Linked DNA regions of Homo sapiens: region 1 is linked to region 2. The links are chromatin loops, found by intact Hi-C in ENCODE. Cell type or tissue: pancreas. All regions are shown on one strand.

The links. Hi-C counts contacts between places; a loop is a spot of excess contacts. Peaks named below come from ENCODE experiments on the same cell type or tissue, not always from the same donor. Only the 100,000 strongest peaks of a DNase experiment are listed, where the experiment ranks them.
Region 1: it touches region 2 in a loop (4-fold over the local background); 57 of 110 quality-filtered maps call a loop at or near these places.

Annotation. Positions count from the first base shown.
Region 1 is chr6:116,284,603-116,292,602 of GRCh38, reverse strand. It overlaps a transcript of DSE not described here. Among named protein-coding and RNA genes, the nearest start is that of TSPYL1, 8.7 kb to the right of the region's middle. In pancreas, a CTCF peak has its summit at 4,729 (motif pointing left); no DNase peak of the experiment used is centred here.
Region 2 is chr6:116,551,599-116,559,598 of GRCh38, reverse strand. CALHM4 (calcium homeostasis modulator family member 4) reads right to left here and starts at 5,848. Exons shown (of 2, transcript NM_001366078.2): 1 at 5,248-5,848; 2 at 1-1,774. The coding sequence starts at 5,805. The coding sequence ends at 1,388. In pancreas, no CTCF peak of the experiment used is centred here; no DNase peak of the experiment used is centred here; H3K27me3 peaks cover 1,119 bases.

The sequences.
Region 1 (8,000 bases), 270 kb after region 2:
TACAAACATTCTTCCCTCAACCCTGCATCTCCTTGAACTTGTCATCCAGTCTTTCCCCTTTTCTATACTGACAATTATGAAAGAACTGGCCTCACACACTATCTATATGTTCATTTATCATTCATTTTTTCAACTCTGCAATTTTTCTGTCTTGCTACTTTTCTGAAATTGCTCTCACTAAAGACACCCATGCTGTATAGCTGCCGCCCAATTCGGAAACTTTTCTTCCCAGTCTTCATCTCACTCAATATGGCTGCATCCCTTGAACCTTAGCTTCCTGAAGTCCATTCTTCCCTTGCATACTGAAACAACACTCTTCTGGTTCTTTCCCTACCTCTAATGGCTATTTCTCAGTTTCCTCTACTTGTGCCACCTCATCTGTTTCTTTCACGTCAGTGTTCCTCAGAGCTCTATTTTTGGCCTTCCTTTCTTCTTCCTCTACTTGTCTTCCTGGTGTTCTCGTCCACTCTGATGATGTCAACTATCACCTAAACACTCAAGATTTCCAAGTCTAACTGTAAACCCCACTCTTCTCCTGCTCTACAAATACCCAAATCTATCTGATCTACAAATACCCAACATCTCCCTAGAGTCACATGAAACTCTCCTTGTCTGTAGCTGAACTGTTGATCTCTCCTCCCACTACAACCCGATCTTCTTCCTGTATTCCATAACTCAATCACATTTCCACCCATCCTTGTTACCCAAACTAAACAAATCAGTCTTCCTTAACTTCTTGTCTACTTTCATATCTAGTTTTTCAATTGGTTCTACAATTTATCTGACATATTCTGTTGTCAGTTACTACATTCCTAAAGATATCCTCATCTACCCTTGCCTGCATTTTTATAATACTTCACAACTGATATCCCAGCCTTTAATCATATAACCTTCACATCATTTTCCATATGGCAATTAATATTATTTTCTGACACTGTCCATGTCAATCCCCTGTTTAAAAGCCTCCAATATCCTCTAATACCCATAGGATTAACAAATATGTATATATATAATTATATTTAATATATCATAAACATATAATAATGTATAATAAAAAGCCTTTAACTATCAGATTCCATTTTACCTAACCATCACCCCCAACTAATCTCCCTATCTTTCAGTCATTTCCTCAAGCTGGCTGGACTTCTACTTGTATTTGAGTCTTTGTTCAGGGTATTTTAGTCAACCTGGAATTTTCACCCCCTCTCTCTTATTATAATTTTATTTTTCTTATTAGGACTCATCTCAAAATTATCACCTCTGAATTCTTACCAAGCTCTCTTATCAATATAGGAATACAAATTTCCTATTCTGTGCACCCAAAGCCCTTTGTCCACATCTCTCTTGCTGGAACAACACTCTCCTAGTATTATAATTATTGGTATCATCTGGTATTATAATTGTTTGTTTCATCTGGTATTATAATTATGTGTTTCTGTGTCTATCTTCTCCACAACACTGTGGTCCCTAATGAACAAAGTCCATGACTTTCAGATTTTTGTATGCCATCCCACAACTCTTGTGTCCTGCATAAACCTCAACAAATGTTTTGAATTTAGAGAGTTTGGAAAGAACAGACGAAGTGGTCTGGTCTCAAGTCTACGCCTCCAATCTTCTGTGCTACAGATGACATTGCAGAGCACAGTGGTGGCCAGAAAATTGAGCAAACTTAGAATGGGTGCTTTGTTTACTTTTTTGCATTCATAATGCAGTTCTAGGATCAGCATTCAATCAACAATTTCACTGAGGTTGGCTGGAAAAAGTTTCTCCCTTTGGGAGAGAAGTTAGCAGTTAAGAGGATTCCTTTCTGCTTTTGGAATTAGGGAAATATTTCCAATTATGAGAGACCACAAATGGGTAGATGATATACTAAGTGGGAAGGATGCAGATTGTCTCTTCTCAGGATGAGTTTTAAGGAATTATTTCCAAATAAGACTTCATGTATTTCCTGATAACAAACCTTGATTTTCAATAATTGCTCCTGAGTGTAGAACAGTACAAATTAATAAAATATTTATTTGCTAGAGCTCTTATATCCTTGAATTAATTAATCAGCAAGTGAAATCTCTGAACCCCAAGTCTGAGAATCTAGAAATACTGTTAATTTAGAAATATCAGCAGTAGCAGGAGATATTACTTTTAAAATGTGCCCCACATTTAGTAAATGCTTCCCCTGAGGGCACTTAACTCCTAAAAACCATATGTCCTGTTTAGATTAATATATTATAATTAAAGTTTCCATGGCTGTTTAAGCTAGCCATCAGTGTGGAATCATTCAATCAATGCAGCCAACACTGCCTAAGAATCTTCTAGGTGCTAGGCACTAATGATACAGATCCAAGAAAACGAAGTTATTAGAAAATAGGTGGCAGTAACCCTTGAGTTCCCCGGTTACTGTCAAAGATTTCAAGAAATCAGAAAAGCAACATGGCATAGTACAAAGAGCTTTGAAGCCAATAAACTGGGTTTATATCCATACTCCATTACTTATTAGTCATGTAACTTTAGGCAAGTCACCTGATATCTCTGGGATTTCTTAATCTTCACAACAGGGTGAATACTACCTATGTAATGGAGGGGTGAGGCAATTAAATAATATATGAAAAGCATTTAACACAGTATCTATTATGTAGTAAATATTCAATAAATATAAATATTTCTATTTATGATGATGAATGAAATATGGTATTTTTCAAATCAACCTGTCACATTTTTAAAACAGATGTGCATAGAATGGCTTGCTTACAAACCCAGTGAAGTTATAATATAGTCTCAGAGCCAAAGAACTCACAAGGCAGAGTTCTCAGCTAATGGATGAAGTGTTATGACAACCAAAGTATTAAGCTGGATACCATAATATGAACTTTTCATATTGAATCAATTTGTATGTGGAAAGTAGTAAATGACCTTGATGAATTTTGTTTTAAAACAAGAGGGCTGGTTTTCTTTACTTTTTATTATTTTTATTTTTTTTATCATGAAGGTCTAGTTGTTCTGAAAAGGTTCTTTGACCCTAGGACTATATTTCCATTTAAAAAAGAAATTTCTGATATTTTTGTATGATACATGAGCTCTGGAGTTTTAAATGAATGGCAACTAACAAAATGTTTAAAGGGTTTTAGCTGCAGATCTAAATACTACCTAAAAAATACACAGAAATATTTCCTTTGCATGAAATTGCTTAATCTTAGGATATTGAGATGCTTTCACATATAACAGTCATGTTTATTAAATGGCTTGACTGTGAATTTTTGGTATAGTAACAAACAAATCACTATGATTCATAGTGACTTTAAAAAATCTATGCAAGTATTTTCATTGTTTCATGTACATTATTTTTAAATTTTCTTTTAAATTATTATACCTTACCATTTTACCTTACTAAAAATACAGTAGGGGTTTGTCCCACCAAGTACACATTTTATTGGTTATTTAAATAACTAATTTAATTACACATATTTTTCAACTAACACTTCCTGAATTTGACCCATTTAGCTTCATTCCTCTCTCTGAAGGGTAATGGCTCAGATTTTTGTAACTTATTTTAAATATGTAAGTTTTATAGTGAAGCAACATAATATTTGGATTATCCTTTTTATGTTATGTGAGCCAGTGGATAAGTACTTCTACTTATATACTCCCAATTATAAACACACAAAATTTTTGCTCAAAAATGCTGCTAGTATGAATTTCAAAAGGTGTTTTTTTCCCTTAAGACTCTTATAAAATGTGTGCCTGCTACCTCTGTGGTATGGCATTTTAGTTCCAGCAACTACACCTTTTTCCACCACTTGAAGATGCTGTATGTCTAGAATAATGTTGTCCAACAAACTTCTTGCCATGATGAAATGTTGCATGAGATCCAATATAGCAGCCACTAGTCAGATGTTGCTAATAAGTACTTGAAATGTAATTAGTGTGACTGATGAACTGAATTTTTTACTTTACTTCATTTTAATTAATTTAAATCAAAATAGACACATATGGCTAGTGCCTATAGTATTGGACAGTGCAGGTCTTGAATGCATGTTGAAATAGCTGGAGCAGTGGACAAGTATGGTTACTATGTCCTCACGCCCCACTTCTTTCTCAAGCTATTCAATGCTCACCCATAGCAGAATATAAGTCAAGGCTCATTTCTTCCACTGACCACTCTAATCCACAGGGATTATATTCTTCTCTGAAATTCTATATAGTTAGCTGTGTACAGGAAATTGAAAATTTAGTGCCAGATTATACCTTGCACAATAGTCTAACTTTAATATGCCTAAGTTTTAGCATAATACAAATAATATTACCATCTTCTATTCATTGAAAGCTTATAGTACACTTTATATATATCTTATTTCATTTTCATAATAGGCTTGTGAAATATGTATTATAATCTCCATTTTACCTATGAGGAAATTGTGGCTCAGAAAGATGACTAGCTCCAGTCAAACAGCTAGTGAGTAGGAGAGCTGTAACTTGAAATCAGATTCATGACTGCGTAGGGACTTTGTAGGCAGGCTCCTATGAGATACGTAAACAATTTGAGTATTGGAGCCATCATAATAAACCTAAACTTGTCTGAGAAAAATACATTGTAACAATTACAGCTTAGTGGGAATAAAAGTTTGTGATTCAATTTAAATAAAAAAGTATTTAATTTATAGTGAAAGACCATCCCATAGTTCTTCCATCAGAGACTAGATACATCACTTTCTTAAAGACCAGTTGCTCCCTCTAGTGAGCATCAATAGGAATGACATGCCTAGCAGTATTTAAAAGTGACAATCTCAGCAGGAGCTGCACCTTCCTTAAGGATGTCTTGGAAGTTTGTAGATGTGAATTTTAGTAATTACAAAAAATGAGAGTTGCTACTTTTATTAGGTGGTGTCATGGATGCTAGATATCATACTATCCAAGGGAAGTCTCCCTCAACAAAAAATGCTCTCCTTCCCAGAGGGAAAACCTATTTATATTTATCTGAGCCTCGAATTTAACATTTTACATATAAACACTAAACATGTTTACACTGATTTAATGTGCAATAAACTTTCCAGGAAGGAAATTATGGTATTTCATCTAATTTGAGACATCAATTGTAAAACAAAGTATTATTTAAGTATCACCAAGAAAGGAAGACAAGGAGAAAAAACACTGCCAATTAAACTATGACATGATGCATTCTTATACATAATTATTTTATGTTTTTAAAAAGAACTCTTTTAGGCTTTAGACAGAAATAAAATATCATACTTGGAAATAAATGAAAGGAAAGGGAAAAGCAAAATAAATTGTTAAGGTATTCATAAAACTTCATATTCACAAAATTTACTGAAAGTTTGGCTCAGAGGTGTCAATATCCATATTTTTTTCCAAGCAATACTATCCTCTCTGCTATCAAGTGTTTTGATGATGCAATATTTCCTAGAACAGTGCTCAACTCTTCTGTCTAGAAGAGTTTTAATTCAAGCCAGGCATAAATTATTGTAAGTTTTGATGTCAGTACTTTTTTGAGTCTTTCAAAGAGATTAATGGAAAGTTTTAAGGCAACAAACAGCACATATTCTTTCTTCAGATGATCTTTAGTTTGTCCAGAAATTGGTAACAATAACCGGATACACACATGCTCAGGCAGTGATGATGGTAATGATGCAATGACTGACACATGGCTGACAGTGCTTGTAAGACACATCCTGATTTAAGAAATGTGAAATGTATTTCCTATAATGGAAGAAATACAGTAACATGTACCAAGGGGAGCTTTTCCTTTTTCTTTTATAGAACTTAACAAAGATTGGGTCACCATTTCAGAAAACCTCATCACCATGGTATTTGAATCACAGGTAAAACATACCCATATCAGTCTCCATCCATGGTGATTATATCAACAAGTATAACTTTCTAATCACTTTGCTATTTCTTACAGTGTAGGCAATGTTAATGTCCTTACATATCAAAATAGACAATATTATAAATTACTTTTATTTCTCTTTTATGATGTGATTATATTGATGTTTTTCTATTTACCTGTGTAGGCAGGTTATATTATCTATAAATTTCATTTAAGGAAAGTAAAGACTCTTTTAGAAGATATCTGTTATAAAAAGATGGCATTCAGTCTGATAGAGTTGAGAAAATACTGAATTTGGGGATCATCAATAACTGCTTCTCCTCTGAAAAGAAAGAAAATAATTGGGTACTTTCCTTACAAATATTATATTAATATGCTTGTGGATAGGGGAAAGAGGGAAGAGAGAAGAAAATTGTGTATCAAGTTAACATCAATGATGGTTACACATTTTAAGAAAGTGAGTTCACCTTCCATTCACAATTGCTTCAAAGAGAATAAAATACCTAGGAATCCAGCTTACAAGGGATGTGAAGGACCTCTTCAAGGAGAACTACAAACCACTGCTCAACGAAATAAAAGAGGACACAAACAAATGGAAGAACATTCCATGCTCATGGATAGAAAGAATCAATATCCTGAAAATGGCCATACTGCCCAAGGTAATTTATAGATTCAATGCTATCCCCATCAAGCTACCAATGACTTTCTTCACAGAATTGGATAAAACTCCTCTAAAGTTCATATGGAACCAAAAAAGAGCCCGCATTGCCAAGACAATCCTAAGCAAAAAGAACAAAGCTGGAGGCATCACACTACCTGACTTCAAACTATACTACAAGGCTACAGTAACCAAAACAGCATGGTACTGGTACCAAAACAGAGATATAGACCAATGGAACAGAACAGAGCCCTCAGAAATAATACCACACATCTACAACCATCTGATCTTTGACAAAGCTGAGAAAAACAAGAAATGGGAAAAGGATTCCCTATTGAATAACTGGTGTTGGGAAAACTGGCTAGCCATATGTAGAAAGCTGAAATTGGATCCCTTCCTTACACCGCATACAAAAATTAATTCAAGATGGATTAAAGACTTAAATGTTAGACCTAAAACCACAAAAACCCTAGAAGAAAACCTAGGCAATACCATTCAGGACATAGGCATGGGCAAGGATTTCATGACTAAAACACCAAAAGCAATGGCAACAAAAGCCAAAACTGACAAATGGGATCTAATTAAACTAAAGAACTTCTACACAGCAAAAGAAACTACCATCAGAGTGAATAGGCAACCTACAGAATGGGAGAAAATTTTTACAATCTACCCATCTGACAAAGGGCTAGTATCCAGAATCTACAAAGAACTTAAACAAATTTACAAGAAAAAATCAAACAACCCCATCAAAAAGTGGGCGAGGGATATGAACAGTCACTTCTCAAAAGAAGACATTTATACAGCCTACAGACACATGAAAAAATGCTCATCATCACTGGCCATCAGAGAAATGCAAATCAAAACCACAATGAGATACCATCTCATACCAGTTAGAATGGCGATCATTAAAAAGTCAGCAAACAACAGGTGCTGGAGACGATGTGGAGAAATAGGAACACTTTTACACTGTTGGTGGGACTCTAAAGTAGTTCAACCATTGTGGAAGTCAGTGTGGCGAGTCCTCAGGGATCTAGAACTAGAAATACCATTTGACCCAGCCATCCCATTACTGGGTATATACCCAAAGGATTATAAATCATGCTGCTATAAAGACACATGCACATGTATGTTTATTGCGGCATTATTCACAATAGCAAAGACTTGGAACCAACCCAAATGTCCATCAATGATAGACTGGATTAAGTAAACGTGGCACATATACACCATGGAATACTGTGCAGCCATAAAAAAGGATGAGGTCATGTCCTTTGTAGTGACATGGATGAAGCTGGAAATCATCATTCTGAGCAAACTATTGCAAGGACAGAAAACCAAACACTGCATATTATCACTCATAGGTGGGAATTGAACAATGAGAACACTTGGACACAGGGTGGGGAACATCACACACCGGGGCCTATCATGAGGTTGGGGGAGGGGGGAGGGGGGAGGGATAGCATTAGGAGATATACCTAATGTGTAAATGACGAGTTAATGGGTGCA
Region 2 (8,000 bases):
GACAGTTCTCCTGTCCCAGCAAAGAGCTACAATATGCAGTCTCTTATTGAAGGACAAAACAAAACCTGAAAACATTTTGATTTCTTAAAAATTCATTTTCTGCTTCTTCCTATTAAGTTCAAGGACCCAGAACTTTATAGAAAATAAAACCTTCCATAATTGTGTAAAAGTAGATTACCAAGTAATTGATTGCATTTTAGATAGTATAGTCAAGTTCCTTGGTCTCCTTGAAAGTGAATCTTGAAAATTGGATTGACTATTGGCAGTTGGTCCACTGTCCAGTAAGCATTGTTTTGACTGAAGAAATAAATAGACAGAATGCCCTCAGACAACTTATTTTTGCTAATGAGCAAGTTGCTTCAGTGAACGTAGCAAAAATCAGGCACGAGTCACTATATATCACAGAAATAATCTAGATAAATTAGAAAATTGTCCAGATACTGTAGGCTGCATTTAGTAAAGCCAGGCAGAGCAACACCAAGCAGGAATTATCCTCTTTTGTAGTTACAGATAATGGATATACAAGTACAGACTGCAGTTTTGGTTTCACAAATGGATTTTGAGTGCAAAGGTGCAATTTGGTAATGAAAAGGTACAAATGGTATCTCTGGAGTAGAGCACAGTGGAGAAGCTTTCTAGAAGAAACTTTATATGTAGTGGCCATAAAAATGCTCCTAGTATGGAGGTGCTACAAATAACATGATACTAATAATGATAAATAATATATCATTGTCCCCAGGTTATAGTACAGTAACTCAAGAGCTTCCTGCATGGGCTTCTCCCTCACATGTTACTGGATTAGAAAGAGGTTTCTGTCCTGCTTCCCAAAAGGTCAGATATTTAGGTCTGAAGAAAGAGGGGGAGGCTGTGAAAAGTTCTGGACATTATATAAAGGTAGAAACTGATAAAACCAGAAAATAGAGGCAGGGAAAATGGTGAATAGAAGACATGGAATGCAAAAGAGAAAGAGAGAAAGTAACATTCATTAGCATCTATTTTTATGAAAGACACTGTGCTAAACACTTTGTATTATCATGTTTAATTCTCATAATAGCTCTAGGAGGTAGCTACAATGTGCAGATGACAAAATGGCACTCAGAAATATTAATTTTCACACAGCTACTAAGTAACAGAACTAAGATGCAAATTTCCATGTGACTTCACATTCCACTCTAGGCATTACCAGACCATTGGCAAAATTTCAAAATGAGAGATTGGCACAATTATCTAATAGATTGATTTTAGAAATAATATTTGAGATGGACTTACGTAAACAAATATCAGAGAGAAAGAAAAAGATGAAGAGATTACATTGAAATGGCCTGATCATAAAAGCCATAAAAGCCAAGTATCTGCTAAGCAACCTGACTCATGAAAGGTGCTGTAATCAAGGTTTTAATTCAATACCTCTTGATCTGTCTTCCTCATTATCCTCATCCACCCTATTTCCAAGGAAGCTATAGTGACCTTGCAAGTCATCACCCATGCATAAAAGAGTGGGTACTGAAATATCTTTCCAGTCCTGACAAGAAGGAATGCGGATGTGTTTGACGTCTTCACTCCCGGGAATGAAGCCAAATAGCTTCTTTATGCGATGCATCATGAGGAGCCGAGAGTGCTGCTCTGCTGCTTGTTCAAAGAGTTCTCTCTCATTCTGGAGGTGGCTGGTCCAGTAGCAATGTTGCAGAGAGGTGAGGGGAGAGCAGCACTTTGCCACACAGCAGGAGACTAAGGCAGCAATGGTTGCCAAGGTGATCAAAATCCAACCCAGCATCTTCACATCATTATTAAAAAGAAAAACAGGAAGTATCAATGCATCAAATATTCAAGCAACAGCCATGGGAGGGGGGATTCCTACAAACCTAAGAACTAAAATATGGACATAAAATTTGCTTTTCCCATCTTTAGTATATCAACAACGTGCTAATGATATGATTTGGAAATAGGTCTGATGGAGGGCATAGGCCCAGCCATTTCAACTTCGTTTTTGAGTTACAAAGAAATTTGACCAGTTAACTTGGAATGGATTCTAAGTACTGTCCTTGAAGTGACAGATGCTATAACCCACCAATTAACCTTACATATGATACATACCTTTCTTTGCTTTTAGTTCAACCTTACTTCTCAACTATCAGTTATAGGCCTATGCATTCTTTGGGTGTTTAATAAGTATTTGATAATGATGGTGATGAAAATGATATGATACATAATAATAGTAACCTTCTAAGGCATTTTCAATGATGTACCAACAGGTGTTCACTGATATTTTTTCCTGAATTGCACTTTCCTCTTATCTTTTGCAGCTAAAAAGCAAGTCAGTGAAGAGACTCATGTTTCTAAATGTATTATAAATAGCATAGTTGGCTGGGTGTGGTGGCTCATACTTGTAATCTCAGTACTTTGGGAGGTCAGGCAGGCGGATCACTTGAGGCCAGGAGTTTGAGAATAGCCTGGCCAACATGGTGAAACCCTATTTCTACTAAAAATACAAAAATTAGTCGGGCATGGTGGCACATGCCTGTAATTCTAGCTACTCGGGAGGCTGAGGCACGAGAACTTCTTGAACCCAGAAGGCAGAAGTTGCGCTGAACCCAGATCATGCCATAATAATGCTCAGGTGACAGAGAGAGACTCCATCTCAAAAAAAAAAAAAAAAAAAGATTAAAAATAAATGAATAGCATAGTCACTGTGCCATGTAGTAACATATTGTTTTCCTTTTCATTTCCCTTGTCCTCAAATAATCATTTGCTGACCAGTCTCATTATGTGTCTTTGAAACATACTTTAAAAGGAAAATGAACTAGTTTTTGAGACTATTTAGTGTCGGCTTTTAAAGATTGAATCAAATGGCTGTTTTCTATTCTTAGAATCCTTTTTTTCTTTTCATTTTACTGTTTTCAATATTTTGCACTTCTTATGTAAAGTGAGAGAGGTAAGTTCCACATATTTAGGGACGCTAGCAGTATGCAGCCACAGCTTGGGTAGTGAAGGCCTCTTCTGCATCTTGTGATTTACCAACAGGCCTGAAGTTTCCAGTGTGTGCACAGTGGGATAGTTGTACTCTACGGAGGCTAAAACCTACAAAGTGGTATTTATTACCATTTAACTAAACAGAGGCCAGCATGGCGGAGGAAAAGCCATCTCAGATGCCCATTAACCTATAAACAATCATTTACTGAGCTCCAGGTTGACCTTCCCCCATGTGTAATACATGTGCTTGGTTATGGGGAACTCAGATGTGAATAATTAAAGATGCATTCATTTTCTCTATAATTTTTAAGCCTAAAAAAGGAGACAAATGAGCAATCCAAGAAATATGGTACAATGGGATAGTTTTTGATATGAGTAATCAGAGCACCCGAGGAAGCACAATGGAATGAACTCACTTAAGGGAAAGGATTATCAGGGAATACTTCCCAGAGGAGATAATGCAAAAGCCTAAATTATTAAAAAGAAGTTCATCAAATGCAAGAAGGTAAAGAGAGTTCTAAGAAGGTAAAGGAAAATAGCATGAATAGTTGGCAGAACCTCAACACATTTGGACTCACATGCTCATAGGAGTCATGTAAAAGTGGTCAAGGGCCAGATGTTGAAGCCTTGCATGTTATGCCAAGAAAGTGGGTTTGTTCTTAGGCTAGTAGAAAATCACTGAAGGGCTTTATATGCAGTAGGGAAGGGATCTCATCATTCAATTTGCACTTAGAAAGATATTTTTGGCATATATCTAGAAGGCAGATTGACATGGAGTGAAGTTAATGTGAGGAAGATATTTTAGAATAGGGCATGGGCAAAGAAAAGATTTGAATTCAAGGTGATTTTGTGGTCAATTCACAAAAATCTAACTGAAAAATAATGTATATTCTTGAAATGTGACTGAGACAGTCACAGAAGATGGCCTAGTGAAATGGAAATAGCATGATCTTGGGATATCTTGATCCAGTTTATTAGCCCTGAATTATACAAGTTACATAAACTTTTTGAGCTTTGATTTACTTATCTGTAAAATGGGGTAGTAATATCAGTCTCTCAATATTATCAGGACTAAATTAAGATATGAAATATTTATACAGTATGTGATAAGTACATCAATAAATGTAAGCTTTGTTGTCACAAAACCAAACAATCTACTGGCAATGGTACTCAGAACTGTAAAACTGTCTTTTCACAGAAATCTGTGTATGCGTTTAATAACACATTTTGTTTTGACTTTAAGAAAATCTTACCAATGTGTGTTACATTTTAGCTTTTCTTAAGCAAGAAAATTATTTTAAGTTATAATTTTTCTATTGATTTTTTGAATTTTCACATATTTTTACATAGCTCCTCTGAGCATTAGGGCTAGTATTAAAAAAGTTAAGACAGAGCATATCTAATGGTATTTCTAACTTTTTAAAAACTGGGCCATATTGCAATAACTTGATATTCTGTGTCTTGATAGTAGCTTTTCCCAACGAAATAACTTTAGCATTTCTGAAATGTAATAACTCTAAGGTTACCAGTCAAAAAATATGCACGCCTTTGCAATAAGTAGTTTTAAAAAGCCATGTTTTTACTATATGATGATGATTTCAAAATGTGTTTTTTCCTCAGATCCCTTGGAGAAATTGATGACAGCAGTGTCACTCTTTCTACTGACAAAATGCACAATAGCACTTTTAAAATTCAACCTATAAATGTAGTAGGGTTCAGGCTTTCTTCCCACCCCACCTCACTTTCTGACATAAACCTATCCATAGACACCAAATTTAGAATCATAACTGGAGTTATTTTTCATCATAATTAAGCTTCTTATAATTTTAGATGAGATAGTAATATATAAGAATGCATATTTAAGAATATATATATACAGAAAATGGGATTTACTAATATAGCAATAATAATATTCATAACATCTAAAATCTATTGTTCTTAATATAGATTCTAGAAATCATATTAAACACTCCAGATATATTGGTAATGTATTCCCCACAGCAGCCCCATGTGGTAGGTGCCATGAATATCCCCATTTTACTCAAGGTTTTGCAGGTTAATAAGTGGCAAAGCAAGACTAAAACTCAGTTCTGCTGACTCCAAAGCCCAACATCCTAACTATATATATTTGCTCAGTAGAACTCACTTTGATGAACAGCATCTAGTATTGTGTTCTATAATCAGAGAATATAAGAAGCAGTAGGAATCTGAAATGTTTCCATTGACTGTAGTTCTATAGGATAACATAGCAGAGGGAAAAAAATTCTAAAAACTTACCTGTGACTGGTATCTGTGCAGAAGAGCTATTTCATCTCTTACTAGGATCACGTCAGAAGGAGCTGATCTGCAACATGGAAACCCAGCCAGGATCTCTTCTCGTTTGCTGGCACTGACATTATCAAACATTGGGTAATGGTCCACAGATGCAAATTCACTTGCTGCACATTCATAATACGTGCCTGTCAGCAGGGTCACCGCCAGCCAAGTTAAAGGAGCAATAACTGCCCTCCCAGTGATGCTGAAGAACCTAAGGCAAGCCAGCTTGCACTCTAGGGGGCTGATTCTCCTGTATGGAGGGGCACAGCTGCAGCAGTATTCACCGGTAATTGTCCACATTTGGCTTCTCAGAGCAAAGCCAGCAACGAGAAGGATCAAGGCAGGAATGACAAGAAAAGCAGAACCATAATAGAAATTTTTTCCAACCTGACAAGGACAGCTGAATGTAGAAGAGGAGAAGAGTTGTTGCCCACCAATAGTCAAGGCTGCAATTAAAGAATTGATAAATATTCCATTTCTCTGCAGAGAAGACACAATATTGTTGAGAGTTGGGCACATCTTGGGAAGCTGTTACACAAATCAGCTTGTGGCCCTTTCTGATCATTAGACTCCACCAGCTATAACCATTTTATGGGATCTTACTGGTTTAACTGGTTGTGTCAAGTGATCCAACATCCTTACATGTTTAAAGGATTCTAGCATCTTTCCTTGTGTACTTTGAAAACCCTGAGCTCAGATTGATTACAGCTGAAAGAAATTGAGGGAGAGCTCCTTTAGGTATGAGTGAAGGGGGGAGTTTCTTTTTTTTAACTATAATAAAAGGAGGGTGGCTTGCTTAGAAAGCAGACTGCCTCCATCTTTCTATGTGCTGCTTTGTATGACACAAAATGCTGAGCACCAGCAAATAGAGCATTGAAAGCAAAACAGAGACATTCTTAACCTTGTACTAGACTAGAATCTCGTCACCATAAAATTATAATAAAATGAATAATGGAAATTATTAAATACTAGAGCAATCCAAAATTTAGGGCTGGCTGGAATGTTCCTAAGGGTTCTGCTAGAAGAGCTCAAAAGATTTCCCCAAGGAAAGAACAAGGCTAGATGCCCCTAAAGCCAAATCACAACAAAATATTCTAACTTTGCATAAAAATTTTAAATCTGCTTGCATTGACAGAATATTGCTATATGCTGCTTAAAAATTTAAGTTGCAGATTTGTTTATATGTATCTTTTTGTTATATGAAAATGTGATATTTGTTTTGTTGTTGTTGTTGTTTTTGAGACGGAGTCTCGCTCTGTCGCCCAGGCTGGAGTGCAGTGGCGCGATCTCGGCTCACTGCAAGCTCCGCCTCCCGGGTTCACGCCATTCTCCTGCCTCAGCCTCGTGAGTAGCTGGGACTACAGGCGCCCGCCACCACGCCTGGCTAATTTTTTGTATTTTTAGTAGAGACAGGGTTTCACCGTGTAAGCCAAGATGGTCTCGATCTCCTGACCTTGTGATCCGCCCGCCTCGGCCTCCCAAAATGCTGGGATTACAGGTGTGAGACACCTCGCCCGGCCGATATTTGGTTTTTAATAAAGTTATATATCTATAAACAAAAAGTAAGATGTTTTCTGTGTGTATTTAACCAGTAAATATTTATTATAGAATTTCTATATAAAGGGCACTGAACTAGGCTTGACTGGGTTTATAAAAAGTGAATATGATATACATTTTCTCTTCTCAAATAAACTTTTAACTGGACATGGTTAAATACATAATTAGTGAAAGGAAATGTAGTACTGAGAAATTCACCCAAAATGCAGTACAGACAAAGAAATAAAATAATTATTTTTGAAAACAGTTAAGCAACTACACAATCTGTCTAGTAGGAGTTCTGGAAGAAAAAAGGAAGGAATAGACAGGCAATATTTGAAGAAGAAATAACTGAGAACTTTGCAGAATCAAAGAAAAGTTCTTATATCTGAAGAATGTTGGTAATTCTGAGCAATATAAAGAAAAATAAACGCACAACTAAACACAGAATAAAACTGCAGAATGTGAAAAAATAGATATTCTTTAAAACTACCAGAAAGAAAAAAACAGATAATCTACAAAAGAACGGCAATGACTGACAGCAGACTTCTCATCAATAACAATAAAGACCAGAAGATATTATCTTCAGAGTGCTTAGTACCAGCCAAACTATCATTCAAGATAGAGCAAAATAAAGACACATCAAGGCTAAGGGAATTTACCATCCACAGAACCTCATTAGGAGGATTACTAAAGGATATATTACAGCAAAAAGGAAAATGAGCCCCAAGGAAAGACACAGGAGCAAAAAATAATGATGGGCACAAGTATAATCTTTTAAAAGTCCATTCAATTCAGAAATAACTAATTTTTATTTCAAAATATACAACTAAAGCTATATATTATTATAATAAGATGTCACTACATATCTACTAAAATGTCTAAAATAAAGACTAGCCATACCAAATGTTGGCAAGGAGGCAGAGCAACTGAAATTCTCATACACTGATGGTGGGAATGTGAAATGGAGTAACCACTTTGGAAAATTGTTATTTTATTTAAAAGGTAGCCATACATCTGCCATATAACATAAGCGTGTGTCTCCTAGTTACCTACACAAGAGAAATGAAAGCACATGTCCACATGAAAACTTGCACATGAATGTCCATAGCAACCCTATTTAGAATAGCCAAAAGCTGGAAACAACCCAAATGTTCATCAACAAAGGAATGAATCAA